Linked DNA regions of Homo sapiens: region 2 is linked to region 1. A link is a loop called in an ENCODE intact Hi-C map of the cell type or tissue named here. Cell type or tissue: endothelial cell of umbilical vein. All regions are shown on one strand. Each heading gives the region's core, and the rest is flanking DNA. Links, peaks and the distances in the headings are about the cores only.

Region 1 (16,171 bases), core at 8,856-11,355:
TACTTGCCACACTTTCACTCACGAGGGCCATATGCAAGGAGACCTGAGAACTGCTCTTTGAAAGGAAGCTGCTTTAGCATATCCTTTCTGTTCTCTATTCTCTGCACAAGGCTTCAACTTTCTTTTCCTGAACCCATGAAAGGAGTGAGGAAAAGGTTTGACTGAGTGTGCAAATTATCTCTCATATAAAACTTTGCATATATGTAGTTGGCTAACTTTACCATCAGCAGCTACTGGAGAAAGTGAAAAAGCAACAAAGCTCAGTCTATATGAACATAGCGAGGGCAACAAAATCAGGGACCTAGATGACTCTGACATGGATAATGTTGCCTGAAGAATTTGGAATGGAGGAAAAGGTTCGACTGCTGGTAGCTGTTTGACCTGGCTTAAGATACTTATCCCCACTGAGACTTCCTGCACCTGTAAATGGGGCATAATAATAGCTCTACTGAGTAGTGTTTTCTGAGAATTAGATAAAATAACAGATTTAAAATAGCTTATAAAAACATACCAAAGAACAAAAGCTAACAAAAATACACTTTCCATTTCCTTCCTTTTGATTTATAATAATTTATTAATAATTACTCTGACTTCTAAAAATAAGTCAATCTCATAGTGACAGAGAGTAAAGGGGTGGCTGCCAGGGTCTGGAGAGTAGGGAAACGGGGAGATGTTGGTCAAAGGGTACAAACCATCAGTTATAAGATGAGTAAGTTCTGGAGACCTAATGTACGGTATGGTGACTATCGTTATTAATCATGTGTTGTATACCCGAAGTTTCCTAAGGGAGTAGATCTCAAGTGTTCTCACCACCAAAAAAAAAAAAAAAAATGAAGTGACTTGTGAGGTGATAGATAATGGATATGTTAATTAGCTTGATTGTGGTAATAATTTCACAATGTATGTCCATGCCAAAACATCACATCGTGTACCCTAGATATGTGTGCTACTTTTATTTGTCAGTCATACCTCAAAAAACAAAAACAAAAATAAAAACAACAACAACAACAACAAAAACAGAAAAAAGCAAACTGTAAATTTAAAAACAAAAAACTGTCCTATTCACTTTATGTAGTTTTTGTGGTGGAAATTAAGTGAAAATAGTGAATGTTGTAGGCCGGGCCGGGGGGTGGCTCATGCCTGTAATCCCAGGACTTTGGGAGGTGAGGCAGGCAAATTACCTGAGGTCAGGAGTTTGAGACCAGCCTGGCCAATGGTGAAACCATGTCTCTACTGAAAATACAAAAATTAGCTGGGCATGGTGCATGGTGGCAGATGCCTGTAATCCCAGCTACTTGGGAGGCTGAGGCAGGAAAATCGCTTGAGCCTGGGAGAAGGAGGTTGCAGTGAGCTGAGATCGTGCCACTGCACTCCAGCCTGGCTGACAGAGCAAGACTCTATCTCAAAAAAAAAAAAAAAAAAACCAAAACAACAACAACAACAACAAAAAAAACAAAAAAAACAAACAAAAATACTTAATAAAGTGAACAATTCCAAACAACCAGAATGTGTGATTTTCATCATTATTTTGGAGGTACTTAGGCTGTCGTTGTTACAAAAATATTTGGAAATGTTGACTTGAAGTAGATGTAGTATTGTTACTGAGGAGCAGAGAAGTTGATGCATTTATCTGTCAAGCCCAGTTCCTACCCACCTTCTTGGTGCAAAAAGCTGCCAAATACCTCATATATGTATAAGGTGGGTAGTGTTTGGAAAGGAGGATTGGGAGGTGCCCTTTAAAAGTGGTATACACAAAGTGCAGACCTGCAGTTTTTACATTCCACAACTGTGAGTTCTTATCTTTTCTGAGACTTAAAGATTTAGCATGATTGTCAAGGCACATTGGATGGATAACCAGCCAGAAGCTCAGATGCTTGCAGATGCTGCTGTCAGTTTGCATCATCCTTTCGCAGGGGGATGGCGCCCTCACCCCTTCTCCCTCCTTTCTGCACCTTGGTGGTGGTGGTGGGGTGGGGGTGTTGGGAATCTCCATGTGAAAGGACGTGGTGAAGACTGGCAGTCTGAGGTTGGGCCTCAGAAGGAGGGCAGTAGATAGGACTCTTAACCAAGTTATCAAGGACCTGCGGTTTTTCATTTGCGCTGTCCAAATCCCCTTTCTCAGTAAATTTCAGCGTTTTCTCCTCCCATCCTTGTGACCTGGTGTGGAAGTGGAGAGAGGTGGTGGGTAAGACAACTACCTTGGCATGTTCTGGCATCCTCAGACAGGCCTGGGATTGAGCCCCGTCTCTGCCAGCTACAACTTGTAGCTGTTTGACCTGGTTTAAGTTATTTATCCCCACTGAGACTTACTGCATCTGTAAATGGGGCATAATAATGTATCTACTGAGTAGTGTTTTCAAGACTTAGATTAAGTAATATATTTTAAATATCTTATGAAAACATACACAGAACAAAAACTAACAAAAATATACTTTCCACTACCTTCTTTTTGATTTATAACAATTTATTAACAATGACTCTGACTTCCTTCTATATCACACTATCCTTATCTATAAAAAAGGGTAAACTAAATAACTTATAATGCTTGCACACTAGTAAAGGCTGAAAATTCTTCCACTTCCAGTGCTATAACCAAGAAATAAATGAGGTTGCTATGTATATTCTAAGGTATGTCGAGATAAAATTGCACAGAGAGATTAAAAAGGGGGAATCTGATCTAGGTATTATTGGACAAGTAAAGTGTTAATAAGCAAATAGGTATTGACACAATGAGGAAAGACACACAGAGCCTGATGCTGTTAGGTTTAACGAAAGCAATTTGGATAAACTGATTTATGCTAAGATAATAGAGATTCTCCCAGAACTATGTTTGTAATTTAGAAGAGGGCAGCTCGAAGGAAGCATGAGCCTCTGTCTTGGGGAGTAGGTGCTTCTCCCTCCATTCCAAAGCACACAGGCAGGAGTGCAGCAGAGCTTGCAGGAGGCTATAGTTCCCCACTGGACACTCATCTGCATGAGTGCAAGGACTCCGTCTGTTTTGTTGCCAGTTGTACTTACTGAATGTTGAACTTTGGATAAATAGATTAGTATCACTGATGCACTTCAAGTATTATTGTCTGAGTGTGGGGTAAAATCCAGGACAAGAGAACCTAGTGATCTTTTTAGAATAGCAATTCTCCTGGAACACTTCCTGAAGACACCTCAGAGCACTTTTGCAAATGCTGATAGTTTATTTAAGCTTGTAGACAGCTTTTTCTTGCCTATCGTACAGCTGTGAGTGTGGGAGCACAATTCTCTGAGGACCTGGGCATATGTTCTCTCCTGGAGGAAATGTGGGAGAGAGCCCCAGGGAACACATTGTACCCCTCTCTCTGCCAAGAAAAGAAAATCCTGCCTGAAATGCACCCTCAGCCAATGAGAAAGTATGAGCTGGAAACAGAGCTTTAGAAACTTAACTGTGTATTAGAATGAAGAGTGAGTTGGTGGATGAGTTGGAAATTCTGGGTTCCATTTTTGATCTTCCACCATAATGATATCTCCCACATACTACAGAATATGGTAAACTCTCTGGACTTCAGTTCCTCCCCCATAAATAAGGAGATTAGTCCAAAGACATGTTAATGTCAAGATACCTTCCAGCCTGTTGCTCTCAATTTTATTGGCACTTCCTAGAATTGTGAAGCTGGAAAAATATTCAGATTTTTCTAATTCAGCTTTTTTATTTCATAGATGAGAAAACTGAGTTGTAGAGAGGTGAAGTTATTTGTCAAAAGCCACCAAACCAAGTAGAAGCCAAGCTAAGGTTAAGACCAGTATCCTCAGACCACCAGTCCAAAGGCTCTTAATCTGTTGAGTCATAGTCCACCTTAAAAATCTGATGCAAGCCCTGGACATGCTGGGAGTGGGGAAGGGATGGGAGGAGCAAATGCATCACAAGTAAATTCATAAAATTTGCAAACTATTTTCGGGGTTGTGGGGGGGGTGGGGAGGCAGGTCTTAGATTTTAGGCTAAAAGCTCTATGCAACACTTTATTTCTGAAAGTCGGTGTTAGAACCAAATATTTAAGAAATTTTTTTTTTAAACAGGGTCTGACTCTGTCGTCCAGGCTAGAGTGCTTGGCTCACTGCAGCCTCAACCTCCTGGGCTCAGGTGATCCTCTGACCTCAGCCTCCTGAGTAGCTGGGACCACAGGCATGTGCCACCACGCCCAGCTAATTGTTTTTGTATTTTTTTTTTTGGTAAAGAAGGGGTTTCTCCATGTTGCCCAAGCTGGTCTTGAATTCCTGGGCTCAAGGGATCCGCTTGCCTTGGACTTCCAGTTGCTAGGATTACAGGCAGGAGCCACTGCACCTGGCTAGAACGTTTTTATATGTGATGGGAAGTGTGCCTCTGGCTTCTTTGGCTTAATAGCTTCATTTGTGCAAGAAGCATCAAAACACACTGGAACAAATCTAGGTTTATATCTGCCCTCCAAATAAGTGTTACTCACATGTTTTATTGATGGCAGTTTCTGATTTGTAAGAAGCCAGTTCCCCTTTTAAATGTTATAGCTGTTGTTCCTCTTACAAATACTTCTGCTAAATTCGGTGCTCCTCATTTGTCGACCATAGTCAGATAATACAAGGGGCTGGCTAAACAGAAAAGGTTTTCTCATTAAGTGAATCTGAAGGAGGCCTCTACTAATTAGTTATTGAATTGGATCTTTGGGGTAGGTGCATTAAAATGACCTGTTCTTCTTGAAAATATATAGCATATAGCCCTGGACCCCAGCCCAGACCTATTGATTCAGAATCTTTAGGAAGTAAGGCCAAAGAATCTGTGTTGTTACAAACTCTCCAAAACCTCTTATGCACACTCACATTTGAAAACACCCATTCTCAATACTTGCCCAAATATTTTCAGTCTTTAACAAAACTGACCTAATGATAATACTACCCTAAATGATTCTTTGGTCTTTGAAATGGTGAAATAATGCAAGATTCAGACCATAATACAGGTATGGAAAACATACCATTTAATTTTTTCAAAGAAAATATTTTTTCTCTCCACTTAAATACAAGGAGATGAGTGGCTGTGGCCTGACTCATGCCATGGTGGACACGGTGTAGGGTATCAGCTTTTCTTCTTGGTGGTCCTCATTTTCCAGATGATTCCTTAGCTGAGTTTTTTGTTTTGTTTTGTTTTGTTTTGACAGAGTCTCACTCTGTTGCCCAGGCTGGAGTGCAGTGGCACAGTCTCGGCTCACTGCAACCTCGGTTTCCTGGGTTCAAGCGATTCTCTTGCCTCAGCCTCTGAAGTAGCTGGGACTACAGGCGCTTGCCACCACGCCCGGCTAATTTTTTGTATTTTTAGCAGAGACGGGGTTTCGCTGTGTTAGCCAGGATGGTCTCGATCTCCTGACCTCGTGATCCGCCTGCCTCAGCCTCCCAAAGTGCTGGGATTGAGTTCTTGTTTTAATATTCACAGTTGCATGCATGCCTGCCATTGAAGAACTACCCCTATAGTTCTGCTTCATTTTATTGAAATACAGAAATATCAAGTGTGTTATTCCAAAAAAATACTTTAGCAGATGGTAAATATAAAACTTATATCTCCTCTTAGCATCAAACAAGCTAACATACACACTCATATACCGGTAGAACAAAAACTTATCTAAGAATGACAAAGTCTGACATTTTCTAACTTTAAAACACCTTGCCCTATTTCTGAAACTAAGGTTTCTCTGGTTTTCAAAGAGGCTTCATAGAACTCCTAGGGATATTAATTCAGCTGCTTTTCACCCCCTCTGTCTTCAGGTTTGGGTTTCTTGAGTGCTTCCATGGGCTCGCATTTCTTCTGTGTCTGTGTGGCCACTTCCGGGTTCAGATCCCTCTATTCCAGTAGCGTGGTCAGAACAAGATAAATTCACTCCAGCCCTCAGAGCCTCATCTCAAGGTCAATAGAGGGAATTTGGAAACTTCTCTTGAGTAAGAGTATAGGTTATCCTTGTCCACTGTGACAAGGGACTCAGTGAAAAAAGCAGTTGCCCTCAACTACCCAATGTGTGGCCCAATGTGTGGCCCACAGCCAAAGTCTGTGTGCACAGACTTTGCAGTCACGTAAGCACATACTTCATTAAAATTGGGTTGGTTACTTTTTTCCCCCACAGAGACCATGTCCTGATTGCAGTTTATTAAAACTCCCTAGGCAGTGTACCATTATTTGTCCTGCTTGTATTCATGAATAGCCTGTTTGCAATAGGAACATCCAGGTAGAGATCAATAATCAGTCTCATAGTTAGGGCAGAGAGAGGAAAAAAAAAGAAAATCCACTGGTGCGCTGCATTCAGCTGTGTTTAAGAGGTCTTATCATTAAAGCAGCAGCAGGCATTTATAAACCAAGCTTGCCGGCAGTGCTGGGCAGACAGGATTAGAATAATCATCCATCAGGCTCTGTTTCATGAATGTTTTCCTTTGACTTTTGGCAGGATCTCCAACCTGAGCATATGCCAGTTGACATGGGAACACTGAGGCCAGCAATTTAAGGATTTCACATTTGCTTGCAGTGGTAAGATTTAAATATATAACAACGAAGGACAGTAAATATTACTGGGTTCTGCCTTTTTCCATTAGATGTGAAACTGAAGTTGTTTAGGTATATCTTTTTTGATCAGTAAAGATCTCTGCTCGCAAAACCATAGCAAACACAAGAGAAATCCATAATCCATAAGTACTGAACATAGTGTTTGTTGGTACGAGTGAAAATAGGGAAACTAATAATTAGATTTTTTAAGTGTCTGCATCATTGGACTAAGTGGAGGAAATGGTTTCCATTTTGAACAATGAAACTACGTGTATTCAGAAGAGATATGATTATACAGCACAAAGAGACACAGAGTTTAAGATCAATGGGGAGAAAGAAAGGGAAAATGACTCTGTTTTCAATTCTGCATGGGGCAGTCATACCCTTAACATGGGTCCAGATATTTGGTTTCTAAAACAACCACATTTGCAGTTAGTTAGGAGATTACGTAAAAATGAAGACTCTCTGAGGCCGATGACAGTGCACCTCCACACACTGGACACTTGCTGCTGTCAGAGACATCTGTATGCCATTACTTAAAAAGAGAGTGATAATGGTGACTGTTGACAGACGGATGGCAAATTGTGTTACTGGAAGTTCATTTTGAAAAGGGAAGTCTCCCACTCCTCTGTGTGTATGTGTATTTACATATATGTGTGGACAAACACACATATACTCCCTCCCTTAAATCTGAGGCCGAAATATAATATTGAAAAAAGTAATAATTAAAATTTACATTCTTAATAAAAGAGAGCACCATCTCTGGAAACATTTTCAATATAAAGTAGAAATTGCACCATGATAGGGTTAAACAGTCAAACAAGATCATCTAGGCCTCGGTGGATTCTTTGAACCCCGTTTTGTTTAATAGGTTAAATTAAAAACATAATACCCATTCCATTACCATCTTCCTTTAAGCCAGATCATCATGGAGTGAGACTATATTTGGTACATTCAGTTCTCTGAGAGCTACCATTTTAATATATTTTCTTTCTTTCCTTCTTTCTTTTTTTTGAGACAGAGGCTTGCTCTGTCAGCCAGGCTGGAGTGCAGAGGCACAATTACAGCTCACTGCAGCCTTGAACTCCTAGGCTCAAAGGATCCCCCCACCTCAGCCTCCTGAGTAGCTAGGACTACAGGCAAACACCACTATGCCTTCCTAATTAAAAAAAAATTATAGAGATAGGGTATCACTGTGTTGTCCAAGCTGGTCTTGAACTCCTGGCCTCAAGTGATCCTCTTGCCTTGGTCTCCCAAAGTGCTGGGATTACAGGGGTGAGCCACTGCATTCGGCCACTAATATAGTTTCTATATATTTCTTAGTCCCCATTTTCATGTGGTCTTATAGCAGATCCATGGTGCACTGAGCAAAATGTGACTTTGAACAGCCTGATTTGCTCATTCTTGTATACTGACCATGGCCTTACATCTGTGAATTTCTGAAGGATGTATTTTGGAAATTCAGCATTCATATTTAGTCCTTTTAGTATATTCTTCTCAAATTGCCTTGCTGCTTTATTCAGTCATATTATTGCAGTAACTTTTAGTTTAATAGCTTGTATTTTCAAAATCTATTTATGGAACAATGGAAGAATGATTGTAAAATAGCTTGGAAGATGCATTACCTAAACTGATACCTGGAAGTGATGATATAACTTCACACTTTTATGCATATAAAAGTAAATGAATGTATCATTATGGTTTCTTTTATCTGAATATTACATTCCCCTTGAAAATTAAATAACTTTGCACTTGAGTTTCATGTTTTATTTCATGATTTAGAAGTGCTTTCTAGGAACTACCACCAAAGCCTAACTTCTATACATAAGTCGTGGTTTCCTCATACATACATGGAATTTAAGATAACATCCTAATTAGAGTCATTAAATCTTAGATGTCAGAAGGGGCTGAGTTAAACTGAACAGGGCTTTTAAAAATCCCCAAGGTTGAGCAATGTGAGGAGGAAAAAAAAGTAAGAGAAACACGCATGTGATTGGCCTTAATGAAATTATAAGCCTCCAAGGAAGTGGCCTACAACTCACATCTGGACCACAGAAGTCATCATTTCATCTGAACTGTATATATCAAATTATGCTTTTTGTTATCAAAAGTGAAAGTCTACAAAAGAAATCCAGTAGACCATGCTAAATTGACTTGCATCATTTAGAAAGTGGGAAGATTTTCTTAGAACTAGCCTTGGAGCCTCTTGTCTCTGTAGAGAACTAAGGACCATACAGAATCCTTTTCCACTTCTGCATATGAGGACACTGTTGAACAGATAGACTTGTTTGAGAAATAATATAATCATGTAGAGTGACAGAGTAGAAAAGCACTAATGTAGACACCAATGTACCTCAATCTTAATCCTAAAACCATACCTGATTTTGCTGGATAGGATTTTTCTTCTTTTGTCTCTAAGATTTTAAATAGTCTCTTAAATGGCAGGCCTTAGTTTTTAATTTGTAAAAGGGGTTTAATATTTACTCTATTCTCTGTAGACTTAGCTGGAGATAAAATAATAAGTAAAAAATACTTTTTGGGACTTCAAATCACTACACAGAATTTAGTATTGCTAGAAAGTTGATTCCTTATTAATAGCACTTGTCTGATTTGAACATTAGGTCAAAAAAGCATCTTCATCGATCTGGTCTGTGTTTTTACATTGAATGAAGGCTTACAGTTGCTCTGAGCTCTAATACACTTGACTGCTCTTATTAAATTATGATAACAACAAAATGCAATCATTATAACTTTCCCTGAATTGTGTGTGTATCTATTTTTAGTGTTCTTAATGCACTGATCCAAAATTTCAGTGCTCTAAAATTACTCCAAATGAGAGTATGGGAGGTTATAGAGGAAATGTTTACAATACAATCCCTGTCAGTAAGGGGAGTAGAAAGGGTCTCTGGGACTGATCCTTGTGGTAAAGCCGTCTTTCTCAGACCTCCTTTTCTCTAATTCTTTTCAGATGCAGACTTCCTACCACAGCAAACCCTGTGTATCTTCCTGCCCCTTCTCCTCCTCTCTACCCGCTCCCGTCTCCTTTCTCCTCTCCTTCACACCTCAGAAAGTCCTTTGATTGTTTACAATCCAGGTTTTTTTTAGCTATTGACCCACAGCCCTCCGCTTCCATAAATCCTGCTTTAAGTGTTTGATCTGTAAGACAAATATACCCCCATAGCCCTGAGTTTACTCTCTGACTCTGTTTCATTACAAATGTTGTAGACAATCAATATGAGTTGGGGGTGGGGGGAAATGTCTTAGGTCAACAAACACAATTTGCTGGAACATACCATAATCTTTGCCCTTGCAAAGAACTGTTGATCACACATCCTTTAAGAATAAAGCCAAGTTGTTGGAAAATGTAACTTAAATAATACACAGGAAATTCCAACAATTACACATGACATAAAAATCTTTCAGAGCTCCCAGTTCATGTACTAATGTTAGAAGCAATCAAGGACTATGAATAATGGATGAAGTTAAACATAGTGGCCCAAATTTTCATCCAGAGTGCTAGAGAAGAACGTTAACATAATGGATGTGGGTCAAAGAAATTGCCTGACATATGAAATACCAACCAAGAGTATCATCCATTTATTTTTTATTTAGGAGTAAAGTTTGCACACCATGCCAAGGTCACCATTGTGGAGATACTTACTTGTGTGCACTATGGTCCTCCCTAATGATAACGATATTCTTCCCCAGTCCCAAGACCTCCAATCACATGGCAGCATCATTTGTACCTTCTGTGACAATTAAAATCCACCCTCATTTCTACCAATTTGTTCTCCCAAGAGAACAAAAGTAACTAATAGTTCCTTCAAGCCTGGGTATGGTCTGTTTTGTCCTCATGTTAGAACTTAATTTAAACCTTCCTTGGTCACAAAATTCGGAAACTAATCTGGGAAAGTAACCAAAGAGAATTAAGATGAGAATAAGGTTAAGTATGGGAAATGTTGTCCTAAAATACTCCACCCAAATTTCCATGTGTTTATAACTGACTCAATTAGCTTGAAAATTAGTTTGAAATCATCATAGCAGATCATACTACTAATAGTCAAACAGTGTACTCACAATCTGGCGGGTCTGGCTACGTCTATTATTTCTAGCATTTCCAACTCAAAAGGTAATTTCTCTGTTCAATCACTGACCTCTGTTTCTCCCCGAAGCCAGTGTGGAGGTAAGATATAATCAGCAAAGAGAGCTCCTTAGGACCCTTCCCAGGAAGAGGATCAGAAAATTATGGAAATTGACAGAGATTCTAGTAGGGTCTCTAAAATCTCAGCTATTTTTATTAGCGTTTTGTGAAGCTTCAGAAAACTGCAAGTATTTTCTATTCTAGTCACCCCCTATTACTTTGCAGCTGATCAAAATAGCCCATGACTAACAATAGGAACCCGAGAACCGCCATAACTGCAATGGTCCCATCTATCACTCAGACATTTTTGGTGTAATAAAGTCAAAAGCAAATTTTCTTCTTTTATTTTCAAGTTTTGCATCTGACAAAATGTCGTTAGAGCTCAGTGACTTATGAAAAATTGGGACAGATTGAGAGCCTCTGATAAAGGCAATCTTTTTTATCACTAAAGGATTCTGCTAAATTGAGGGGAAAGGGGAGTTATAGTTCTTAATAATGTGTTTTATCAACCACCTGCAAAAATTTTTAATTAAATATCTAAAGATACATTATACGATATTGTTGTAAAAGGCACAAACATGATTCCAGAAACATTTTAAAAGCTTGAATATTTAATATTTATTTGTTTTAGAGATAGAGGGAAAGGGGAGATGAGAAACGTAAATTGTGTAATCATATTATGATTTCATCCTCATATCAGGCAAGAAGATATGCTCTGACATACCATCCCATGGTTATGTACTTTACCTTTTAGACTCTATCTGCTTATACTGTGTGTGTGTATATGTGTGTGTGTGTGTGTGTGTGTGTGTGTCAGAGAGAGAGAGAGAGAATATCAATGTCTGAGAAAGTAGAGTTATCAAAAGTAAAACTTTCAGAGGTTGCCTGAAGGGGCAAGATTTACCAAATATCTATTGTTTAAGGAGTGACAATTACTGCGATTAAAAATAGTAATTTTAGAATTGTTCAGGATTTGTATTAATTCTTAATGTTGTTTTGGTGTGTTTTTCAATGAGCTGTAGTGCCATATTGTCATGGCACTACCATGACAACTGTTGTATCCTTGGATCCCCTGAAATCTTGGTTTCATAAATGGAGGATATCATGGTAAAAATAGACATCTCTAAATATTAATTTTCCATGTGAAAGACATTAATCACTTTTTGTTTTTTCTTTTCCTAATCACTCATGCATCCATTTTTTTTTTTGCAATTCATTCATTGAACAAATTATCGATCACCATGTAGGTATTGCTAGACAGTGTTTTGTGTATTGGGGATACTGAAGTAAACCCAACAGATAAAAATGTCTGCATTCAAGGAAGTTAATTTTCAATGGAGGAGATAAACGATGCATGGATAAATATATCTAAAATATAGCATTTATATATTTTATATGCCCATATATATTTTATATATAGATGTGTGCAAAAAGAAAAAAGAGGAGATATGAAATGGTATATGGGGCTGAACTTTACATGGAGTGGCCTGGTAAAGCTTTTCTATGTAGATACCTTCTGAGAAAAAGACTTGAAGGAAGTGAGACAGCAAGCCAGGCAGAAATCTGAGGAAGATTGTTCTAGGCAGAGAGAACAGTAAGTGCAAAAGCTCTGAGACAAGAGAATGGGTAGTATACTTGAAAATTAGCAGGGAGGCTATTCAGTCTGAATCATTACAAGGATCACTCTGGCTGCCATGCCGAGAGTGTCTTAGTCTGTTCATGCTGCTATACTGGGTGGCTTATAAACAACAGAAATTTATTTCTCACAGTTCTGGAGGCTAAGAAGTCCAAGATCAAGGCATCAGCAAATTCAGTGTCTGGTGAGGGCCCATTTTCTTGTTCATAGGCCGAGCCTTCTGTTTGTCCTTACATGGTGAGAGAGGCGGTAAAGCTCTCTGGGATTTTTAAAATTGCAATAATCTCATTTTTGAGGGCTATACCCTCATAACCTAATTACCTCCCAAACACCCCACCTCTTGATACCATCACCTAAAGGGTTAGGATTTCAACATAAGGATTTTGGCGGAACATGAACATTCAGAGCAGAGTAGGAAGAAACTCAGGGTGGGTAGGGAAGGCATAAGTAGGTAGACCACTTAGGAGACTGCTTCAATTACTTCAGCAAGAGAGGATAGGGTCCTGTGCCTAGGTGGAGAAGGTGACCTTGACTAAGAGCACAAAGAACTTGTCTGTAAGAACAGGAAAGGTGTGGATAGGTGGGAAGAGATGGTAGTCACAGGATATGAAAGTTCTCTTTTGATTGTTTACCAAATGTCAGTCACATTAGACTGCGTAAGTGCAAGCATACAGTGATCATCTGATTGAGTTTAAGGAGGGTTATGATTCCACCAGGAAAGTTCACCAAGATAAAAAGGAGCTGGGAAAATATTACAATGATCCTCTATGGAATTTAAGCTGGAAAGGAGAGAAGAGGGAAGAGAGGATTTCATGAGAGAGCTATGTCTCAGAGACACAGAGAGTGAATTTCAGGTCCTTGTGGGATTTTAGAATTGTAGGAGTTAGGGTGTTAGAAGGAGTGATCAGGAAAAATAAGAGATCATGATCATAGAAGAGAATATTTAAAATTGAGATTTTTGCAAGGAGTGCAGTTATTGATCACCACAAAGTCAAGTGTTTGACTGTGGAAGTGAGTGGCTCAAGAAGGATGGCTGATGAAATCTCTAAAAGCAAAGTAGTCCAGAAACTGAGAAACAGGATATTGGAAGGATCATGCCATTGGATATGAAAATGGCCAAAAATTAAATAAGGATAGTATTAGAGAAAGTGATAATGAGCCATATGCTAAAATCTCCAATGAATGGAGGGAGAATGAACTGGAGGATGGTGGAGGAAGCACCAACAAGAGAAGGGGAGTATAGCCTGATGCCATGAAAGAGAAAGCTGGAGTTTTATTGAGGAAGAAGGACAAAAGGCCTGGACACAGTAATGAAGAACATGGAGGACACCTACTATACTTTTATGCTCCTTGGTAAGAGGGATCTAGGAGAGTAAAAGCTATCTCTTGAAAGGGCTTTAGTGGAATGGGCGTTATCTGGAAAGTCAGATTTCAACTAGTGCAAAAAGGTGAAAGAGAAGTTTCCATAGGAAGTAGAGAATAAACAGATTTACTGATGATTGACCTCAAGTCCCAGAGGATTCAGTGAAAGACTTTCAGGAAGTATGAGGCCAAGATCAGAACAAGTAGTGAACAAAGCCACATGAGGATTAGAGAAGAGGAGATAAAAGATGACCTGGAAGTGCTGGGCTGATGTGGTGACTGATCTGCCATGGTGCAATAATAGCTGGTCTGCTGGTCCAGGGCAGGTGGTGGTGGTGAGGCTATGAGCATTGAGAGGGAAGAGAGTTATATGCAAGTTTTGGGGGTGAGACGGACCTTTCCAAGAACATGAAGAGCTGTCAGGTGGTGATTGACTGTTGCTGAGGAGACTGTTATCCTTCAGAAGGGTGATGTGCTCAGAACACACAGATACCCTCTTAAGTTGAGCCAAACAGTGGCCTTCAGCTTGGTGGTCTTACACTGAATGGGCTGGTTCCCTCTGAGTTCATCATTACAGAGCCCAATAGCTCAATTTTAATCAGAGGATACCTTTGCCTTCCTTCAACAGTAGAACATTGTATTATTGGGCTTGTCATATACAGACTAACTGTGAAACTGATTTTCGTCATTTAAAGCATTCTTTTGTGATCTTTGCTGTTTCTCCCCTCAACCTATTTATAAACCTTTCTTCCCCCTCCCCTAATTTTCTCTCCTAACCTATTCTACTCCTTGATGCTGTGAATGAATGAATAAATGTATGTCCATTGCCTCCAATGTCTCTGGAAATACTGCCTTCTCCCCCTCTGTGCATGCTAGTTGCCCCATAGTTTTGCCCATCTTCTATTTTGTGCATTCTGAGCTGTGTGAAGGTATGTGCATTGCAAGTCCTAGTGGCCCTCTCCATTGTTTGTCCTGATATTCTGCCTTTGCTGAACAGATGTGAGAACTGTTGTTGAGTCATAAGTGACTGTTAACTTTTCCTCTTTTTATCTAAAACAATTCTAAAACCAACATCTTTTTGGGAAGGATGATAATATTCATATAGTTTTTGGAGGCACTACCTATGATCAGTCATTCTATGGGACTATAATAAAATGCAAGTTGTAATGAAATCTAAGGCCTCAGGCCCACTGTCTCCAAAAAGTAATTTTCTGTTTGTGACCTTAGGGGCAGCTATTCAGTTCTCTAGAACAAAAAAATGTACATATGAAGTAGATAAGAATAGAATTACGATCACAATTAGTGACATAGACCATCAGTACCATTGGGGTTATCATGAAGCATAAAATTGCTATTTCTCTTCTTATCTTACAATGTAGAGATATTGCAAGGATTTTAAAGTCTAATATGTTTGGACTTTTTATTGAAAGTAGATGATACGAGTCAGTGAAGAACACATGATTTAGGTAAATGAACTTTTCTTAACAGTTAAAATTATTCACTTTTCATCCTCACCTGTACCATTGGTTATTTCTTTATTGACATTCCAAGACAAGATTCAGTCCCCTTGTTATACTCCTCATTCTCCCTTAGGTTCTCAATCTCAGGTTCTCACCACCTGCAGTTTCTGAGGCAGTGCCATATAGAGTAAGAGCATTGGATATGACAAGAAAGGACTGGGACTGGTGTCTGGCTTTGCTACTTACCAGCTATACAATGCTGAAGACATCAGTGAAGTGCTATTATCCTCTATTTTCTTATCACAGGGTTGCTATGTTTAACTACCCTCATGTATTTGAAAGTGCTCAGCACTTATGAAGAGTAGTTCCTAAATAAATATGCACTAATAATTTATGTTTATCATCTACTCCTTGGTTTTGGCTTCAGGTGATAGATTAATTTTAATGCTTTGTTTTTGATGCTTCCTGTTTCTCTGGCATCTGCAACTGTTCATTCCAGTTTTCTGCTTAAGGATTTTTTTGCCTTTACTTTCCACTTGACTGATGAGTGTGTACCATATGAGATTAGATTTGTGGTTGGGATGGGGAGGTATTAGGAGACTCTCTTTTAGATAAGGGGGGATCAGAAGTAAAGGTGCCAATGACATGTATGACAAAAACTAAATATTTATGAGGTTGAAGGGAAAGATGAGATGATGGGAACCTGAGTGTCAGTTGATGGTAAGAAGTTATCATAAAGTTAACCTCTAGCAATGTCCATAGTGTGTAGGACTACAAACAGTAAAATAACATTTGACTGTCTTTTCTAGAATCTATAAATAATCAATTTAATAAAATAAAATTCTATTGTCTCCACGTAATTATAGATATGTAACTTCATAGTGTGTAATTTTGATTTCTTCACACATCTTCCTTAGCACACAGAGCACAGAATGTTTAAGAACTAGGAAGACCGAAACTATTCAGCAAGAACTAAGAACCACAATGTTAAGGGGGTCCATTGTTTATTTTTTTTTCTTTAGAGGATGAAAACCAAAGGTCAGGTGATT
Region 2 (16,171 bases), core at 8,370-10,869, 50 kb after region 1:
AAATAGTAATATCTGATAGAAGGGAAACAAATGAGGTAATCACTGAGATTGTCTCAGTTTACTGCTCAAGAGTTTCCAGGAAGGAGGATCTGAAACAGATGGCGGTAGTCCCCCTGTAGTTAGCAGATGGATTTGAGAATTCAGGGAGGCCACAGCCCCTAGACTTTGTAAGACAGAGTACTGAAAAGAAAGAGCTGCACAGAGAGAACGCTTTTGAGGTCTCCATAATGAGTGTTCCCAAGTCTTCTCTGCATTCTCATCAGTATGAGGGTGTGAGGAAACCACCCACATCTTGAGAAAGAACCAATAAAGAAGTGGGTGAAACAGTCTCAAGAGATCACATAAGGCTGGTAAGAATTTTCATCCTTCCAGCCAGAGTGGAAAAACTTTGCATTATACAGGGCACTGGCAATATACTTGGAACTGTATTGCCTTAGTAGCAATAAAAAATTATTCCTAAAGACTGCTCTGGTCTTCTATAACAAAGATTATAAGCAAGGCTTGAAAAGCTTACCAAATAATTTATTTGGGTTTCAGAACAAATCTCAAACCTACTTTAAAGAATACAAAAATATCCAGCATTCAAAAATATAAAATTCAAATGTCAAGCATCCAATACAGACTTACTTATACACACAAAGAAGAAAAAATACACGTTTTATTAGGAGAAATAACATCAATCAATATAAGAAGATTCAGAAAAAAAACACAGATGAAAGTATCAGCACACAAGGATATTAAGCAGTATTATAAGTATATTCTATATGTTCAAGAAAGTAAAAGAAAGCATGAGCATGCTAAGCACAGATATGGAGGATAATTAAAAAGACCTAGTTCAAACTTGTAGAGATAAAATATAACTGCCCAAGATTTAAAAATATGTAGGAAGAGACTATCCGAAGATTAGACACTACATAAGAAAAGGTTAGTCAATTTGAAGATATTCCTTTAGAAACTAACCAAATTTCTCACACAGGATACTTTCAAGCAGGCTAATATATTTGTAATTAGAGTACTCAAAAGGTAAGAGACATGGAAAAAATATTTGAGGAAATAATGGGTGAAAATTTACAACTCTGATGAAAAATATAGACCCAAAGATCCAAGAAACTCAATAAATGCCAAGCACAAGCACAGGAAGAAAATTACACCAAAATGTATTGTCATCAAATTGCTGAAAACCAGTGATAAACAGAAAACCTTAAAAGTAGCCAAAAGAAAAAAAAAGTCGCAATGAATACAGACAAAAAGAGAACATAAAAATGGCTGCAGACATTGAAAACAATGCAAGCCAGAAGACAGAGAAGAAACCTCTTAAAGTACTGAAAGAATAAAATTTTCAACCAAGAATTTATACTCAGCAAAATATCTCTCAAAACCAAAATAAAAATACGAAATGTTTCAGACAAACAAGAGCTGAAATCTAGATCTATACAAAGTAATAAATAACACTGAGAATGTTAAAATTGTGAGCATATATAAAAATACTCTTAAAAATCTCTTTAAAATACCATTGGTTATTTAAAGTAGAAATTATACTGATGTATTGGAGGTTTTCACCATATATGCGGTAGTATGAGAATCATAGTTGAATATTTTAACAATTTATTTCAATAAATAGGAAATTTATACTAAATAAGAATATAAAAGACTTAAACAATGTTATCAACTAATTTAACCTAATTGACATTATGGAAGACTTTCTCCAATAACAAAAATACACATTATTTTCAAAGGCCCATGGAACATTTACCAAGATAGACAATATTCTGACCATAAAAGAAGTCTTATTAATTTAAAAAGAATTCAAAATATGCAAAATATATTCCCTAGCCACAATGGAATTAAATTAGGAATTAATAGTAGAAATATATCTGCAAAATACCCATGTATTAGGAAATGAAATAACACACTTCTAATTAACCTGTATGTCAAAGAAGAAATCAAAAGGGAAATCAGAATGTATTTTGAAATGAATTAAAGTAAAAGCATGAAAAATAAAAATGTGTAGGATGCTGTTATCACAGTGATTGGAAAGTGACTGATAGTACTAAACACCTTTTTTTAGGAAAGAAGAATGGTCTCAAATCAATGGCATATGCTTCCATCTAAAAAACCTAAAGGGACAAAAACATCTGAAATCAAAGTAAGCAAAAGAAATAAAGCTATGAGGTCAAAACCAAAAATAAATAAATAAATAAACTATTAATAAAGAATATCAGTATAAATGTTGCAGACAAACACTAAGATAAGCCCCAATGATTTCCACCTCCTAGTATTCATGGCTTTGTGTAATCTTCTACCCTTGAGCGTGAATGGGACCTGTGACTTGCTTCTAACCCATTACCTATGGTAAAGGTAATGAGATGTCATTCTTGTGATTAGGTTTTGTTATATAGCAAAGGTGATAGGATACAGCCCCCATCATTATGTTGCATTATGTGAAACTCTATCTCAGCAGACTGAAGCCAGAGATTCTTCTTGTAGGCTTGATGAATTGAGTGACCATGTTGGAGAAATCCATGTGGCAAGGTGTGTAGACAGCTTCTAGCCACTTCTGGTGGCCTCTAAGACCTCAGAGCAGCCTTCAGACAACAGCCTGTAGAAAGCCAGGCCCCTCATTCAAATTGCTGTCAGGAAATGAATCCTGTCAACTGCCTGAATGATCTGGGCATCAGATTCTTCCCAGTTGAACCTGCAGATGAAAACACAGCCCACCAATACATTGATTACAGCCATGTGACATATTTTGTAGACTGACTTGCAGATGGCTTGATTATTGAATGCAGGATCATCTGAGAGAAAGAGGAGAATCAAGAAAAACCTAGCTTGGTTTTGCACTGGGTGGTGGTGACTTACTAAACAAGACAGACCACGGAGAAACAGATGAAGGGAAGTAACAGTGGAAATCAAAAATTCTGTATTGACTACACTAAATTTGAGGTGTTTACAATATCCATAAGTGGAAATATTTAAAATTAAAAACTTTTATAATAACCTCAAAACAAACAATAGGTTTTCTCCCCTCTTTCCCCTGCAGCTTTGCACTTAAACCAATATTAAATTCTTAAGAATTTCTGGTGGAGAGTCTATTAAATTCTACTTAAAAAGATTTCATCTCTGGGTGATAACAAAGATAACTATCTGGGGAAAAATGTGGAGTAGTGCAGAGTGTTTAAAATATACTGTATTTGGTTCTTCTACTTCAATTTCCTAAATAACACATGAATTTATTAAATAAAATCCATTCTTGAAAATCAATTCCACTAACTCCTCCATTGACCTTTTAAGCTCTTTAGATCCCCGTATTCAAATCCCCAAGTCAGGGAGTTTCAAAATCTTACATACAAACTTAAAAAAAAATGCCTATTTTCTAGGTTTTATTAAGGCATAGCTAGGTGAGGTTAAAGTCATCTAATTAGCCATCCCACCACTGTGTCTCTTCATTTGCAACATTCTGACACTCAGCTATGGCGAGGAATTCTCCTCCTGTGAATTCTCAGAAATTATTTAGAAATTATTTAGAATCTAATTTTTATGCCCAGGGAGCTCAGTAAGAAGGAGTCAGTCTCATTACTGCTTATCAGAAATTACTTTTTGTCTCAAGTCTTCTTTACCCTGAAAAGCCAATTTTGATAAGAAGTGAAGATTTAAGCCAACAAGAAGGGGCAAATCATTGCAAGCAGTGATCAATGAAGTTGGGTTAGCCAGGCTTATTTAGAGTAGTCCGAGAAATCATCTTGCTGATGACCAAATCTTACAAAATGATGAGTACCCGACTCTCAATGTGCTTTGAAAGCACTGAAGGGAAATCATATATCTGCTATGATTAAAAACTACATCATGATGCTGTGTGCTTGAGGACAGTGTATAAGAAGGAAGAAAGACAGCTGGAAATCAGTGATTCATTAGTGTTAGGTGTTAATGTAATTGTGAATGTTTTTCTTTGTCTTCCAACCTTTTGTGCAGATAATATTGTGAAAGGGGAATGAGGAGTATTTAAACATATTGCAAAAATTTCCTAATTTTTATTTAAACTATAATAGAATCATCAAACTGGGTGAACAAACAAATCCCAGTTTTGGTAAATGTTATAGATTTGGTAAACGTTGCTTATAAGTAACTGAGATGTTTCTTACCAATAAGCACTTTAACATAAAACAGCAGATTTAATGACCCGGAAATTAACTCAACTAACTATGCCTTGATCTTGTGAAATTACTGTTGGTATTTGCCCTAAACAGGCATGCTGGGTCCTGTCTGTGGCTCACAAGTCCCCAGATGGTGTGACTCCTGCCTACTTCCTCTTCCTGCTTCCTCCAGCCACTTCCTCTCTCTCACTCTGCCCAGCCCTCCTGACCTTCTTTTTGCTCCTTGAGCAAGCTCATTTCTATGCCAATGCGTTTGTACTTGCTCTTGTCTCAGCCCAGACCACTCTCTGCTTGGTCTTCGCATCACTGCCTTTATTTGATTCTTACTTCAAACATGACTTTCTCAGAGAAGCCTTTGGTGACCACATTGCCTAAAATAATGGCATCCCCACCTGCACCTCATCATCTCATCACACTGTCATTATTCCACATGCAGAAACCTTGCACTCTGAAATTGCCTTTATTCATTAGACTACTTCTTCATTGTCTCCCCACAGCCACTGCCACACACACACTCTTGAATGTATGCTGCATAAATACACAGACCTTGTGCTTTCTCCCCCACTATTATATCTGAAGCACTGGAAACATCACCTAGCATAAAGGAGTCATCTGTAATATTTGTTGGACAAATGATTAAGTTGAATCTAGTAGACCAAGAATCTGAGGTTTGTCCATCAGAGTTAAATTTCATGGTTATTACACATAGCATAGAACAGTATTTCCGTCATTAAAAATAATATTAATAATAATAATGCCCATAGCAATTTTTTAAATTGGTAAAGTGAGGTGTATAGGATGTTCGGGAAAAGCTTCATCTTGGAAATTTAATTGCTTTCTGCTCTTCAATGAGTCATTCTATTTGGAATGGAAAATCTAGTCCTCATATGTTAATTTATTTAAGAGGGATGAGCTAAGAGCAATACAAACCGACAGATAGTCCCAAAGGGATAAATTCATAAGATTAGAACTTGAAGGGCAAATTTGTAAAATGTGTGAAGAATGTATATGTTTCTGCTTGTATATTCATATTTATACTGGGATGAAAGAACAATGTTACCTCCCAGTGTGCCCAGGTCCAAGTCAATGCATACCAAGGTTTGATCCTGCCACATGAGTAAGATAGGCCTGGTGTATTACCAGAAAATACTGAATATTTCATAAAGTTACTATTTGGTGATTCTAGATACTGATGTTTTTCTCCTTTTACATCCTGTTAGCGTGATTCATTTCAAATCTTGGTACTACCATGGAGTTTTTCCAGACCACGCCAGTGTGATATACTCTTCCCATTTTTCTGACATCCTGTAGCAATTATTGGTAATTAAATGTGGCCTGCCTTTTGCTATTTTTGTTGTCTTGAACTCTTACTTGGGGTTCTTTTTGTTTTGATTGTTTGGGGCTATTATTTAAAATTTAAGTCATTATGACTCGTTTCACCAACAAGATTTTTAATGCAGGGATGATGCTTTTAACCTTTTGTGCTTTCCACAGGTCCCAGCACAGTGCCTTACATAGCAGGCAAGCACTACATATGTTGCCTCACCAGCAATTCTGGAAGGCAAATGCTTCATGTATCCCAAATGACCCATCTCGGCCTCTCTCTTCTCAGACGGGAACTATATAGGTTTTTTTTTAGGAAACTGAACCTCCTTCCTACAGCCCTTTTGAATATTGATCTGGAGTGATGCTGTTGCTACCCTGGACATAAACGTATTTCTTGTTTCCCTGCCATCAGAGATTAAATCGTTGACTGTAATGAACTAGAGTTAAAACTACTAGGTTCTTCGGATTTTCAGATAGAAACAAAAACACATTAGTTGTGGTGGTTTGTTGTTATTGTTTTTTTCCTGTTTCTGTGAGCCATAGCGAATTGTGATTACTCTGTTCACAATGAATAGATAAAAGGCCTTCTCTTTTTCATTATTAAGGTTAGGCAAGAGTGCAGGTAATTTTATCTCATAAAGATTACTTAATTCACCTTGGGTGAGGGGAGAAGGGCTGAAATAAAGCTAAAACCTGTTCTGCAAGAACCCAGCCTTTATGGCTCTGTTTGTCCTAGTCTGGCTTATAATTCATTAGATCTCTTAGCAAAACAGATGTCATTGAAAGAGGCACATGGACAGAGAGAAAATGCCTGACCATAAAGAGACGTAGCTACAAGACCAATTCAATGATGAACTTGGATATGGAAAGGACTTTTTAAAAAAAATGAAGAAAAGGATCTTCAGTAAGTAAATAAGACTACCTCAGTTTCCTGAAGGAATAGCAGCAATCCATGATAACAGTAACAAAAACAACCAGGATCTAAATCCACCTAGTTTTTCATTTTGGTGCAATATTTTCAATTGCAAGCTGGGTTCCACAGTGAACTCTGCATGAAGCTTGTAATTTTCCCCTAGAAATATTTTTCAAGCCTTCAGCGGCCCTAGAATGTTCAAGCTGGTCCTTCACAGTTATCCACATACATGCACCCTTTTCTTCACAATTCAAAACTTTCTTCTCCATAAATCCTTTGCTGATCATCTCTGCCCATGACAAGTTCTCTTGACTCAATTCGTATAGCCCTGACTGCATATATGTCTCCTTTAAATCTTAACACATGCAGTACATTTGCATTTACAAAGGAAAATAGGCTCAAACGCCAAAGTTTCTCAACCCTTTGCAATGTATTTCCAAAGAAAAGGTGGTGGCAGCTGAAGCACATGTGTGCGTCATGGTAGGCCTAAGAGTTGTAGAGTGTGTTGATAGTATGTCGGGGGAATCCCCGTGGGGCCCAAAGGGAACACACCTTAAAGTTGGACAAACTTAGATCTGAAACATGTCTTTTGTAGTTTACTGTGCGACTGTATTAGTTTCCTGTGGCTGCTGTGACCAGTTGTCAGATAGTTGGTGGTTTAAAACATAACTTTATTCTCTCCCAGTTCTGGAGGCCAGAAGTCTGAAATCAAGGTGTCCACAGAGCTGCACTCCTTCTAAAGGCTTTAGGGAGAACCCATTCCTTGCCTCTTCCAGCTTCTGGTGTCTCCAGTCATACTTTGGCTTGTGGCTGCGTTACTCCAATCTTCACCTCTGTGGTCACCTTGCCACCTCCTCTCCTGTATGTCTTCTCTTTCGTTTATCTGTCCCCCAGACTCCCTCTGCCTCTCTCTCATAAGGATACATACACATGATTGCCTTTAGGGCCCACCTGGATAATGCAGAATGGGCTCATCCCCTTTTTAAATTTACTCATTCACATATTTTGCTATATAAGGTAATATTCACAGGTTTCAGGGGTTATGATCTGGACATATCTTTTGGGGGGCTGCCATTCAACCCATGTAGTGACCTTAAGAAGAGATTTTAACTTTTTTTTAGCTACAATCCCTCATCAGTAAGATAAGGTTAATAAACTTTTATTGTCAGGCAGTTAGGAGGAATAAAGTAAAATATATTTTCCATGTTAAGTATGTGTTGCAGGATCATGTAGGGTAAAAAGTCTTTCTCTGGATGCTATTGTAATAAATTCAGCCCCTGCAGCACCCCCACCATAGAGGTGTCTCATATGTGCTCGTTAAGAAAAGGCACCCATCCTGCTTCAGGTGCCTTTGGTGATACCCATTGTCTCTGCCTCATGCCGAACCACTGCCACCAGTGTCCAGTCCATGCCAAGGACTCCTGATGCTCCCAGATCAGCCAACAGTGTATTCCACATCTGGGCCTGGCTTTTGCTCTTATAAGATGGTTGGTTTGAGGAGGTGCCAGTATGCAGGCATGGTAGCTAATTCCCTGCCACCACTGTGGTGTGACTGATTTAGTCAAGCCCTCAAGGAGCTAAAATTTTATTGAATTATTTATAGTCCTCCATGTGCACAAACCACCCTGCACCCTTGTCAAAATGGAAAGACTCTCTCTCTCTAACCTTTTAATTTAAATACCTCTTAATGGATGAGTACCATATGTTAATATATGAGTCCATACAAAGTTAGGTCAGAACACAAATCAAAGTGACAGTCCCATGGATTGCTCCACCCCACTGATAAAAGGCACTGTCATGGACCAAGTGGGGGTTTGCCTGAATTTACTCTATTAAGAGACTCTTAAGTTTCTTCTGCAAATAATCAGGTAATTTCACAAGTTTGCCATATATGTATGAATCCCAGTGATAAATTAAAGTGAGCCTCAAGCTAGAATACTCTGTTTCTCTCCTGTTACACCTCCTGGCCCTCCCTGACTCCCCTCACCACTCACAGATACACAACAACTAAATGTGCCTTGCACAGCACCTAGAACATAGTAGGTACTCGATAAACACAAGATCGTCTTCTGTCTTGTACTCACAGTGCTTTGAACACAGCAGGTAGTCAGTAGATGCATTTTGACCAATGTGTATCTGGATTTGTAATGTGTAAGAAATATTGAAACATTCCTCATAAAATTTCAATCATTTCTATTTGGCCTCTAACTCTAACCTCTTTCACTATTAATTGGTTCTTAATAATAAGCCCCTAAATATAGATGTTTGTACAAGAAGAAGTGGGCAAATAGTTGTCCGCATCCCAGTTAAAATTCTTATTGCCTAGACTTAGCTTTGCAACATTGCTAGGTGGCTAAATTATTGCATAACTTATAAAGGGGAAAGGTTTCTGACTTTATGTTCTAAACGCAGTTGATATGGTTTGGATTTGTGTCCCCACCCAAATCTCAAGTCCAATTGTAATCCCCCGTGTTGGAGGAGGGGCCTGGTGGGAAGGGATTGGATTGTGGGGGCGGACTTTTTCCTTGCTGGTGTCATGATAGTGAGTTTTCATGAGATCTGGTTGTTTACAAGTGCATAGCACCTCCTCCTTCTCTCTCTTCCTCCTTCTCCTGCCATGTAAGATGTGCCTCCTTTCTCTTTGCCTTCTACCATGATTGTAAGCTTCCTAAGGCCTCCCCAGCCATGCTTCCTGTATAGACTGCAGACCTGAGTCAGTTAAACCTCTTTTCATTCTAAATTACCCAGTCTCATGTAGTTCTTTATAGCAATGCGAAAATGGACTAATTCACCAGTAAAGGGTCTTGCCAATTCTGCAATAATATTACCTATTGGTTTCCTCCAGGGAACTTGACATGCTTTTCTGATATCAAAATGTTCATATTTGTAACTTTTCATAGAAAAGATAAAGAAAATAATGTGTTTTTATTTTCTCCCAGCTTTATAGGTGGTATAATTGACAAATAAAAATTGTATGTATTCAAGGTATGCAAAATGATTTGATGTACATATATATTGTGAAATAATTACAATCAAGCAAATTAAGATGTTCATCACCTCACATAGTTACCATTTTTTTCTGTGTGTGGTAAGCACACTTCAGATGTACTGTATATGCAAATGACAAGGATGCAATACATTATTATTAACTGTAGTTTCCATGTTGTATATTGGATGTTCAGAACTTAGTTCATTTTATAACTGAAATTTTGTACCCTTTGACAAAAATCCCTCCATTACTCCCACCCTCTAGCCTGTAGCACCCACTTTTCTACTCTGTTTCCATAGGTTAGGCTTCTTTAGTTTCTACCTATAGGTGAGATCATGCAGTATTTGTCTTTCTGTGTTTGGCTTGTTTCACTTAGCATAATGTCCTCAAAGTTCATTCATGTTGACACAAATGGCTAATTTTCCTTTTGTTAAGGGCTGAGTAATATATTCCATTGTAAATATTTATCAAATTTTCTTTATCCAGTCATCTCCTGGTGAACACTTATGTTGTTTTCATATCTTGGCTATTGTGAATAATGCTACAAGAATGTGGGAGTGCACATATCTCTTTAATGTATCATTAATAATTTCATTTCCTTTGAATATATACCGAGAAGTGGAATTGCTAGACTGTATGGCAGTTCTGTTTTTAGGTGTGTGGTTTTTTTTTTTTTTGGAAATGGAGTCTTGCTCTGTCTTCCAGGCTCACCAGCTTAGAGGAGTGATCTCGGCTCACTGCAACCTCCACCTCCCAGGTTCAAGTGATTCTCCTGCCTCAGCCTCCCTAGTAGCTGGGATTATAGGAGTGTAGCACCACGCCTGGCTTTTTTTTTTTTTTTTGTAGCAGAAGTGAGGTTTCACCATGTTGGCCAGGCTGATCTCAAACTCCTGACCTCAAATGATCTACCGACCTTGGCCTGCCAAAGTGCTGGGATTACAGGCATGAGCTACTGCACCCAGCCTATTTTTAGTTTTTTTGAGGTACCTTGACACCTTTTTCATAATGGTTGTACCAATTTAAAATTCCACTAACAGTATATAAGGGTTCCCTTTTCTTCACAAGGATAATAATTTTTGTTCTTGTTTAGAAATGAGAACATGAAGACCTGGAAAACTGTGAGTTATCCATATCAATGTAAAAGGCTTGTGCCCTCCCTGCTACAAGGCTGAGATCATTTTAGAAGTGATATGCCAAGTTTCCAAGCATTTATTGTAATTTATGTTTCATAGACCAGTTATCATTCCCCACCCTGGAAATCACTGTGGATTGACACACTCCGGGTCTGGTTGGGGCCAAGGAAATTAAAGTAATTATGATGTAAACATGTCGGTATTAATGCTAATGCTTGCTAGAAGAGGCAATGTAGAGAAGGTAGATTGACATAAGGCCATATACCCTGTGTATTCTCATTTAATGTTTAAAGGCTGAATATGCAAGAATGTTGGCAAATTTCTGGAAACTAACTACTGGAAAATGTTAGCTAAATGGTAGATTGAGAAGTAGAGGAAGGGATGGAAAAAAAGCTGTTGAATTAGGGATAACTTTGCAAGCGCTGACTTAGGTGCTTGCGAAATGGAAGTGGAGCTGTTTCTCTCTTTTTTACACATCATGGCATTTTGCTAGGGATTAACTCATTGTCTCTTTTCTTTCCCTGCCAGGATGCTAAGAGATCATTGATATAGTTCTTTATCACTGTCGTAATTATTTCTGTAAGACCTACACCGGCAGCATCGGTGCCATTTAGTAAATGTGCCTGCTCCATTAGGAAGCAGAAAGAAGACCAGTTTGAACTCCTTCCCCTACTAGTAATGTGATCTGGAAAAATTGTCTTTAATTTTACGGCCTTAGTGTTTCCCCTCATCTGTAGCATAAAAATTATATTATAATAATATTATAATACCGACAGGATTGTTTTGAGACAGTTAATGTCACAGTGCTTGGTGAAGCATAGGCCAATACATATGTTATGTAAATAATGGTCTTATGCCACTGATTGTCACTTATTGCACTAGATTTGACTGCCTTCTTGTTGGAAATACAGTACAATCAAGAAAATTAGCAACTTCAACCTTGTTTCTAATTTAAATATATGTTACTGTGTGTTTGTGTGCGGGTGTGTGTGTGTGTATGTGTGTTCATACCTATGTTTCTTCATCATTGAAAATGCAGTTACAGCTGAAAGTGATTTCCATTATTGGCATTTTCTCATGATAGCAGAATTTATCCTGAATTAACAGCATTAGCAGAAATGGAGACTGTTTCAACCACTGCAATCGAAGAAGTGGTAAAATGGTGTGGAAACAAGTGTCTGAGCACTAGCTCTGCAGGGAAACAGGCAATGAGGAGCAAGAATTGTCCTACTCATGGTACTCAGTATAAGTGGGTGAAAGCTCGGCTCTGAGAAAGGACACAAGTCACCAAGGGCCATGGTCAGCCATGGTGGCTAACCTCAGAAGAGGCAGTTGTAGATATGAAGTGAGCTGTGTTACGTGGAGCGAGTTCACAGCAAAGGGGGAGTTATCAAGAGCAGCTGACCCAATACCTTCCGAAAGATCACCTGCTTATCAAAACCCTTTATTTTACATATTTTGCTGTTGACAGGCTGTGCAATTATTAAAGCGGCACTTTTCCTTACTTATCTTCTACAGAAAAGATCAATAAAGCACAGATTGAATTGTTAATATCCAATATCCAGGTTTGAATAGTACAGATAAAATTGCCCACAACTGTTAGACACTCAGGCTAAAGGGAGTAGCCCTTCCCCTGGGCTGCATTCGCTTACCCTCATCAACACACTAGGAAGCCATTCAGAATGATTTCCAAGACCAATTCCTCCTATTCCACCCTGTCTAGACTTTCTTGGAATGTTTTATGTAGAAAGTCCTGGATTTTCCTTTTCATTGGCCCCTGAACTCTTGAGGTCTCTGGGTACGGAAAGTCTGTCACTGCCAAATTTCCTGTCAGCATAATTTCTTACCTGTTTTAAGTAAATAACCCATCTTTTCTGAACTCAATGGCATAGTGAGTAGTGGGAGCTGTCTGCCCAGAGGAAGGAGTATTTTATCACTGACATGATTGAGAATTATCAGTGCAAGGTGATGATAAAAAGCAAATCAACTTTTAATTGAACTTTATTATGATTTTAAAACTCTTAACAGGCAGTGCACCCCCTTATTGCCCCAACCAGGGGCGGATTTCCTGCCTTGGAATGCCTGAGGACAGTTGCTTTAAGGTGTGTGTGTGTGTGTGTGTGTGTGTATGTGCACGCATGTGCGTGTGTGTGTGTGTGTGTGTGTTTAGTGGGGGGAGGACTTCAAAATTGTCTTCAGTTTTTTTCATTTTCCTTTTCTTTTTGAGAAATGTTAAGAAATCAGGACACTTCAACCTGTTCAGTTATATATGCAGTAAGTATTCCCAGAGTACTGTTAGATTAACAACTCCAGATATTAGAATTACAATAATAGGCAAGCCCTGTTTCATGCCCATCAGTAGCTCAGACATTTAAACATCCTCCAGATTCTCCAGAAAGTGTTTATTTGCTCATCTATTGTAAAAGTATTTATCAAATACCTATCATATGCCATGTACTTTGCTGGATATTGGAGATAAAATTAACAAAGACATCCTTGACTCTGTCTTCATTTAGCTTCCAATCTCCCAGGTATGCTTACCTCCCTTCTTCATGAAAATTCTATTTCCCAAACTCAGTCACTTATTACTACTTTTAAGATCTTTTGTATGTTGATATATTAAAAGTGTTATTATTTACTTAAGATTTACTTTACTCCCACTTAAGTTGAAAACCATTTTATAAGGAAATACTTTATTTCTCCTCTCAGAAAAGTGTGCACATGATTATAAACTCCACGAGACTTTGTATACTAATCACAACTTGCTCCTCACAGTGTCCTGCAGATGGTAAATAGAAGACATATAAATACAAATGCAATGAAAAAAAAAACCCTATTAATAAATTCTAGTTGAATCTTGTCTACCAATACCCAAATTAGTTAAAAGAGAGATTAGTACAGTTTAGAGACATACTTTAACCAAAATAAGACTTTTCCCATGAACTAATTGTAATTATTGGAAAGGAAATAACTTTGCTACGGTGTGCCTTGGTGTTACTTTATTCCATGTCCTTGTTCCACCTAATGGTCTTGCTTACCTACAATAACCATGCCATATGTTTTGTCAGGCCCTGGTCAGCACTGTTGGATTACTTATTAAGTTTTGCATGGAGAAATCTTTTTGATTGAAGGCCTAGAATTGCTTATATCAACTGGAATTATGAACCTAATTCCAATTTATTTTCTCTTTTTTTAGTAGTCTGTAGGTGACACATTTTCACAGCATTTGTAGCTATCCCAATATATTTTTGTTCTTTTTTTTTCTATTTACTGTAGAATGCGTAATCCTGGATCTCTTGTTCGCAAATCGACAGCCTGAAGCCCTCTGGAAGCCCAAGACTGCTGGAGGTAAGGCATGAACTTTTTTGCAATTATGTCTCTTCTGCATGGAATGATACTGCTGTTTGATTTAAGTTTGAACTTGGAAGATTCATTCCTTTAGGGAAATATTTAACCTAATCTTGATTTTTGCCTCAAATTGGCATTAGACGAGCTTGACTAAGTGGTCAGGTTGGGTTAGCTTTACAGATTGGATTCTTGATTTAATACAGCTCAAACTACAAGTATTATTATTATTATCTAAACCCTCTTTGCCAATTTAGAAAAAAATATAATAGGAGGAGAATAAAGATAAATAATAAAAGCACTGCCCAAGCACACCGTTTGAATCATAACCTGGGTCAGTGAGTTGCATGCCATACACTGACAGTCCTTTGTGGGGTGTTCCCAAATTTTATTCAATGTAAAGTGTGTTCTTTTCATAACCAAATGTGTACACTGTAATGGCCTTGTCTGTTAAGCAGCCACACAGGAAGGCAAGTTGCATGATGCCTATAGATGGAAATACTCCAAATTATGATCAAGTGATGGGAGAAGCAGCAGCCAAGTGCCAGAGAGAGTCTGTGAGTGGACATGTGGCTGCTGTTCCTCATGAATGTTGGTGGGAGCAGGGCCAGGGCAGTCGACAATTCTACGCACACAGTGACACGGCATTGGGTGACTGAGTGGACTTCATTGTGACTTTGCTTTTATAGACTCTGAGACACTGACGCACTGTCCTAGTCATTGTGTTGAAATCATTGCTGACTCTTAGTGATGTTTTCAGTTTGTTCATCTCCATAAATATATCTTCAAGATTCTGGTATGTTTCAAACTCCCACTTTCCCCCCCAGAAATGGGTCTTTCTGATTCAGGATTCACCTTCTGTCATAAGTCATACTTTCTTAATTGTTACTTTTTGAAATCAAGTTATGATATACACCTTGCTTAAACATTCAACTCCTTCAGTAATTTTCTTGATATTTTCAGCCTTTAAGTCCTACACAATCTGTCGTAAAGACTGCTGCTCTGGCAGACATGAGCCTTTATGATTTCTGTCTCCTGTGAGGGTCTGCACCTACTGAAAGGTTGATTCTCTGAGAAAGGCTGAATTACCATGAGATGGCAGTAGAGAGCAGCCTGGCAGATAAGCCCATATTCCTTGGTATTTGAGCCAGACTAGGGGCTGGGCCTAGTGGGAGGAGCTAGATTACAAGGTAGTCTGCTTTTGATTTTTAAGTGTCTTCCTGGGAAGAGAGCGAGGCATGTCTATGAAAGAAAATGCCGGTAGTAACATCTGAGGTTAACAAATGTGTGTCAGGAGAATGGAAGACAATTCCTGAAATATACCAACCTCCGGTGATCAGAGTTCTACCTGGCTGTGCTCTTTCTCTCTCTCTCTCTCTCTCTCTCTCTCACACACACACACACACACACACACACACACACACACACACACGAAAAAGAGAAAGAGAGAGAGGGAAGGGGGAAGGGGATGGAGGGAGAGAAAAGAGAATAGATAGAGGACACAAATACTTTATCCTTGGAAAGCAAGGTTAAGTGAGATCAGCAAAACGCAAGAAGGCAATTGTGACTGATAGGAGCCACGCAGGACAGCTGAAGTTTGAGACCATATTACCTTGGCTTTGCCATTTCGATTCTCAAAGGGGCCAAAGTGCTGCCGGATTAGACACTAGCATGGGCTCTAAATCCTGTGTATTTTAATAGCCCCTATTGTACAGAGAAATAAGAAAAAGTTAAAGATGGATGGCATTTTTAAAACGGTTGCCCAGAATGTGCCATGTCTTGCTTAAGTCACTTATTGCACTACTGGCAGTATTAGAATTAGAACCAAGTCCACATGCCCTAATTATCGGTAGGCCATGCTTTCCAAATCACAAGAGCAGGAGCAATTTATTTTTCTCTCAAACAGAAAAGATATTAAAAGGGAATTCAAAATGACCCTAGAACTCTATTGGAGGAATGTGGATGCCTCCATGTAGTAGAAGGAACATGGGGCTTTGTGGCCAAAGAGAACTGGTATCAAATCTTGCCTCCATCTCTTATAATCTATGTGGCATTAATCTTGTGGTTTGTGTATCTTAATTTCTTCTGAGCTTTAGAAGAAATCAATAACATATTAAAAATATCAAAAATATCAATAAAAATACCAATAACATTGATATAAAAAGTAGAATTGAGGATTAAATGAGATACACATATATAAAGGAGAGATAGGTGAAGACTGAATCCTGAAATTGTTCAATGTGGAAAATATTGATTTGATTTTTGGAACTGGATTCTGAAGTCTAAGGTAGGAGGTAGAATCACTTTTTTTGGG

Evidence for each region. Hi-C counts contacts between places; a loop is a spot of excess contacts. Peaks named below come from ENCODE experiments on the same cell type or tissue, not always from the same donor. Only the 100,000 strongest peaks of a DNase experiment are listed, where the experiment ranks them.
Region 2: it touches region 1 in a loop (5-fold over the local background); 2 of 110 quality-filtered maps call a loop at or near these places.

Annotation. Positions count from the first base shown.
Region 1 is chr15:47,405,965-47,422,135 of GRCh38, forward strand. It overlaps a transcript of SEMA6D not described here. Among named protein-coding and RNA genes, the nearest start is that of SEMA6D, 300 kb to the right of the region's middle. RefSeq lists an enhancer at 1-386. In endothelial cell of umbilical vein, for the core only: no CTCF peak of the experiment used is centred there; a DNase peak (open chromatin) is centred at 9,877; H3K27ac peaks cover 1,915 bases.
Region 2 is chr15:47,456,686-47,472,856 of GRCh38, forward strand. It overlaps a transcript of SEMA6D not described here. Among named protein-coding and RNA genes, the nearest start is that of SEMA6D, 250 kb to the right of the region's middle. In endothelial cell of umbilical vein, for the core only: no CTCF peak of the experiment used is centred there; a DNase peak (open chromatin) is centred at 9,856; H3K27ac peaks cover 2,102 bases.